Linked DNA regions of Homo sapiens: region 1 is linked to region 2. Evidence: read pairs that join two places in POLR2A ChIA-PET (ENCODE). Cell type or tissue: endothelial cell of umbilical vein. All regions are shown on one strand. Links, peaks and the distances in the headings refer to the core of each region. The heading gives the core; the rest is flanking DNA.

Region 1 (2,815 bases), core at 304-2,803, 57 kb after region 2:
CACTTTTAGAGCTCGATTTATCTGATGAGATGAATAAAATAAAGAAACCACAGAATTATCCCACTTTATCCTTACAAGGTTTAATGCCATCCACTTAAGGCAGAATTTAATCCCTGAAAACAAAATCTTTATACTTTAACGATCTCTCTTAATTTTATATACACATCAGATGACCTTCAAATATGCAAAGTAGTGTAAGCTCTCTTTATGACCCATAGCCCCAACCAAATGATCCAGTATCCACAGTTCCTATTTCTCATGATCCTTTTCAAACTGACTCATCTTCCTGTAAACTCACAAGGTTGCAGATTTCCCCAATTATTGGGGGGAGGGGAGAATTAACAGAAAATCCAGATCAGATATTAAGATCTCTAGCAACTACAGATAAAGAGCATAAGTACATTTTCTCTGTCTTGAACCCCCACTTTAACTGTAAGAGCTAACCCCAAACATTCTCGAACATACTATTTCCTTTAAGCTTGGACTTTGGGTAAAAGCTAAGGCCAATGTGTGAATGTGGGCACATGGAATCCAGCCTTGACAGGTCACCACGAGGTATCCCTCCATCCAGGTCTACAAGGCTGGTGTACCAGCTGCTGGCCATACACTTTAATGACCTGCACGACCCTGACTCTGGGTAACTAATCTCTGCACATTTTGTTGCCATGTTTCACATCAGAAAATGAATTAAGCATTAAGTTGTTATAATTCAGAAAAGATTCTAAGAAATCTGAGGAAAGATTCTAAGACGAAAAATATCTTCAGTTAGATACTGATAACAAGGAATGGAAACAAAGATACCATGACAGCCACATGACAAACAGAATTCCTGAGGAAAAAGGGAAGACGCATCAGACAGCAGCACTCTTAGGACAATTTTTAAATACATGCTCCTGGGACTACTGAAAGGAAGAACAAGTGCCCATATCATATAAATACACAAGTTCTTACCCAAATCATGTAAATATGTACATGTGTACTTATATGAACATATTTACATGATATGGGTACTTGTTTAATGGGCAGATTCACAGAAAACAACGTATACCAAGAAATCCTTTAACATTAATTGAAATAATAAAATTAACATGAATTATATTCACATTTTAAAAGCCATTATAAAAAAAGAAACAGATCATTCAACATACCTCATTTAAATATTTCCCTGCAAAAAAGGTCTGATAACCACACATTGATCTGAGAATTGCTGGGAAAGTATTTGGTTCTTGGATCTTCTGCCAGGACTTACTACTGCAGTTCCCCTCCAGAGTGTTGTTCACAACGTGATGATTATGTGGGTACTTTCCTGTCAGGATACTGGCTCTGCTGGGGCAGCAGAGAGCACTTGGCACATACTACAAAGGAAAGGAAGCAAAAACGACAAAGTCACACAAGAAAGATGGACTTCTCATCATTGTTAAAGAGAGTAAAGAAAAGCTCCTTAATACTCTAACTTCAAATATGTAGTTTCTCATGGAATATATATATTTTTTTCTACACATGACATGCTTCAGGGCTGCTTTAAATCATAGTGGAGACATTAAAGCAGACAGAACAAACTGAGAACGGATTTCTTTCTCAAGTGGCTTCTTTCTGCAGGATAACAGTAATTCTAGTCTCATCTGCCGCAGAGATAGTTGTTTTTTTTTTTCTTTTGAGGCGAGCTCTCACTCTGTCACCCAGACTGGAGTGCACTGGCACAAGCACAGCTCACTGCAGCCTCGACCTCCTGGCGCAAGTGATCCTCCCACCTCAGCCTCCCTAACAGCTTGGAGTACAGGTGTGTGCCACCATCCTGGCTTTTTTTTTTTTCATTTTTTTATTTGTAGAGATAACGTTCTTCCTGTGTTGTCCAGACTTGCCTCAAATTCCTGGATTCAAGTGATCCTTCCACCTTGGCCTCCCAAAGTGCTGGGATTACAGGTGTGAGCCACTGCACCCAGCCAGAAATAATATTTATACACAGGGGGCACAGCATGGTGAGAGACGGGTCTTAACCAAAGACAAAGAATACTACTTGGATCTAATTGAGACACAGTGGTTCATTTGCAGGCTGATCTGCAGCTTTACACATTTCCTATATCATTTTATACACTGGACACAGACTTTTTTTCCCTACTGTAATTATATTTCCATTAGCTACTGTCAGCAACAGATTTTCCCCATTCTACCCAATCATATTGGTACACATCACCAAGCCACTTCACAGAAAGGTAATACTAGCTTATACTTGGACCAGCAGGGAAGGAATACTAGCTTATACTTGGACCAGCAGGGAAGGAATGGGCATTTGAGCACACACTCATGCAAAAATTGGGTATTATCCTTTCAATATTAGCAAGTTTTTTTGCCTTTCAAATTTGATTTGGCATTTTTATTTTTATTTATTTTTTTGAGATGGAGTCTCGCTGTGTCACGCAGGCTGGAGTGCAGTGGCGCGATCTTGGCTCACTGCAAGCTCCGCCTCCCGGGTTCACACCATTCTCTTGCCTCAGCCTCCCAAGTAGCTGGGACTACAGGCACCCGCCACCATGCCTGGCTAATTTTTTGTATTTTTAGTAGAGATGGGGTTTCACCGTGTTAGCCAGAATGGTCTCGATCTCCTGACCTCATGATCCACCTGCCTCGGCCTCCCAAAGTGCTGGGATTACAGGCGTGAGCCACTGTGCCCGGCCTTGATTTGGCTTTTTTTTTTTTTTTTTTTTTTGAGACACATTCTCGCTCTATTGCCCAGGCTGGAGTGCAGTGGCGCGATCTCAGCTCACTGCAAGCTCCGCCTCCTGGGTTCACGCCATTCTCCTGCCTCAGCCTCCCA
Region 2 (2,815 bases), core at 107-2,606:
GCTGTACAATCTGAAAGTAATCGTGACTTGTTGAAATATTACCCCCATGGCTGGCAAATCCTTTAACATGATTGGCAATGTCACTGTATGTGTGTGTCTAGCATGAGACATATATAGCTGTGCTTGAAGCTACCGGAGCTTATATTCTGATTGCTTGGTTTGTAGCTGCTAATTCGCTAATTCTTTTTTTTTTTTTGAGACGGAGTCTCGTTCTGTCACCCAGGCTGGAGGTGCAGTGGCGCAATCTTGGCTCACTGCAAGCTCCACCTCCCGGGTTCACGCCATTCTCCTGCCTCAGCCTCCCGAGTAGCTGGGACTTACAGGCGCCCGCCACCACGTCTGGCTAATTTTTTTGTGTTTTTAGTAGAGACGGGATTTCACTGTGTTAGCTAGGATGGTCTCGATCTCCTGACCTTGTGATCCGCCCGCCTCAGCCTCCCAAAGTGCTGGGATTGCAGGTGTGAGCCACCGCGCCTGGCCTCGCTAATTCTTAATTAATCTGTAGAGAGATTTGCTTTTAGAACTCTTGTTTTTATGTTCTTTGGATGGTATATACATTTTTTTTTAAATTTGTTTTTTGTTTGTTTGTTTGAGACGGAGTCTTGCTCTGTTGCCCAGGCTGGTGTGCAGTGGCACAATCTCGGCTCACTGCAACCTCCGCCTCCTGGGTTCCAGTGATTCTCCTGCCTCAGCCTCCCAAGTAGCTACAATTACAAGTGCCCACCACCATGCCCAGCTAACTTTTGTATTTTTAGTAGAGACAGAGTTTCACCATGTTGGTGGCCAGGCTGGTCTCAAACTCCTGACCCCAGGCAATCTGCCTGTCTCGGCCTCCCAAAGTGCTGGGATTACAGGTATGAGCCACCACGCCTGGCCTTGGTTTTTGAGACAGCGTCTTACTCTGTCACCTAGGCTGGAGTACCATGGCATGATCATAGCTCATTGTAACCTTGAACTCCTGGGCTCAAGTGATGCTCTTGCCTCAGCCTCCTAAGTAGCTAGGACTATAGGCGGGCCCCATTATGCCTGGCTAGTTAGAAAAAAAAATTTTTTTTTTTTGGAGACCAGGGTCCTGCTATGTTGCCCTGGCTGGTCTCGAACTCCAGGCCTCAAGTGATCCTCCTGCCTCAGCCTTTAAGTGTTGGGATTACAGGTGCGAGCCACTATGCCTGGCCTATTTTTATTGTTTTTAAAGGAGTAGTGGACCCTTTTTTAGGTTTCTTATCTTGCCTTTTTTTTTTCATTTAAAAAAAATTTTATTTATTTTTTGAGACAGAGTTTCACTCTTGTTGCCCAGGCAGGAGCGCAATGGCACGATCTCGGCTCACTCCAACCTCCACCTCCCAGGTTTGAGTGATTCTCCTGCCTCGGCCTCCCAAGTAGCTGGGATTACAGGTGCCCGCCACCACGCCCGGCTGATTTTTTGTATTTTTAGTAGAGACAGGGTTTTGCCATGTTGGCCAGGCTGGTCTCAAACTGCTGGCCTCAGGTGACCCGCCCACCTCGGCCTCCCAAAGTATTGGGATTACAGGCATGAGCCACCATGCCTGGCTCTTACCTTGTTTTCTAAAAGGAAGAGCAGAGCTAACTATAAGCATATTTTGGGACTAATATCTATTAAAATTTATTCTTGAAAATAATTTCCTTCTTAATCAAGGCACAGTTTATATTTGAACAGAAACAGAATAGATTTTATTCCACTGTGGGCTACTGGTATTAAATAATAAGATGAGCCGACTGGCGACTTAGAGGCTGGGGTAACTTGGATGGTTACCTTGATCTGGAGGAGGGGATCACAATGGGGAAGTGGTCTCAGGAATGGCTGAATACTCTGTAACATGCTGCTTGTTTCTTTACCCAGTCTACGCCTGCAAGCTCTCAGACCGGGAACATCCACTCTACCTGCGTTTGGTAGCAGGGCCCAGAACAGACACACTTAGTTTTGTTCTTCGTGAACATGAAATTGGAGAGGTAAGTTATTGTTCACTATTGCTTTAAACTATACAGAACAGCTGGCCCTATTTTATTGCAGTAGCCTAGTGACTTGGCTATTGATGGGGGATGGGAAGAGAAGAGAGTTGGAGGGCAGGGGGATGGGAAGAGAAGAGAGTTGGAGGGCAGGGAGAGGGAGAGGGATTTTGAATTGTCAGAAATGAACCCAAAGTTAGCCTATGATGTCATTCTCTCACAACCTTATATTATTAGTCTGTCATTTTCAGAGGTGGGAGAAAATAAAGTTTTTTTACTTGATCTCCATCCAGAGAGTCATTTTCACCCCTTCCCACCTCCAAAATACTCCAGTCCAGCTGAACTTTGAAAGTTGACACTCACCATGTGTTTGCTACTAACAAAAGTCTCCAGGCTAATTCCCTTCTAAAGGGATATAAAAGGAAATTCGATCTCTTTACCATGGAAGGCATTTAGCTTTCTAGCATCTTTTTTTTCCCCCTTGCCCAGTCAACTGATTAAGAAATTATGTTTCCATGTGCATCATTTGCCATGTTGTCTCCAGGGAGGATTGTATTTAGCCAGTTCAGTAGAAGAAAAAAAGCACTTGAGCCTGCCCTCTAGATCAAGTGTCAGCTTTAAATGACACTTGAGCAAATCCCAAGCTCCTGTCCCAGTCTTCTGTCTGGAACAGGAAATGGTGTGAAATGTCCTACATGGTGCAATTGAGAATAGGGTTTCTAGGTTAAAAGTTAGGAAACGGCTCTGTTTCCTACTGTTTGTTAGATTAGTAGCATGACCTTGGATAAGTCTTCTAATCTTTTAGCCCTCAGTTTTAAAATCTGTTAAGTGGGACTAAACACTTTAC

What was found. ChIA-PET counts read pairs that join two places held together with the same protein. Peaks named below come from ENCODE experiments on the same cell type or tissue, not always from the same donor. Only the 100,000 strongest peaks of a DNase experiment are listed, where the experiment ranks them.
Region 1: POLR2A ChIA-PET joins it to region 2 with 5 read pairs; 5 of 35 experiments call an interaction of 5 or more read pairs at or near these places.

The regions. Positions count from the first base shown.
Region 1 is chr12:64,746,564-64,749,378 of GRCh38, forward strand. GNS (glucosamine (N-acetyl)-6-sulfatase) reads right to left here. Exons shown (of 14, transcript NM_002076.4): 3 at 1,149-1,355. Among named protein-coding and RNA genes, the nearest start is that of GNS, 11 kb to the right of the region's middle. In endothelial cell of umbilical vein, for the core only: no CTCF peak of the experiment used is centred there; a DNase peak (open chromatin) is centred at 1,318; H3K27ac peaks cover 1,062 bases.
Region 2 is chr12:64,689,609-64,692,423 of GRCh38, forward strand. RASSF3 (Ras association domain family member 3) reads left to right here. Exons shown (of 5, transcript NM_178169.4): 4 at 1,862-1,971. Among named protein-coding and RNA genes, the nearest start is that of GNS, 68 kb to the right of the region's middle. In endothelial cell of umbilical vein, for the core only: no CTCF peak of the experiment used is centred there; no DNase peak of the experiment used is centred there.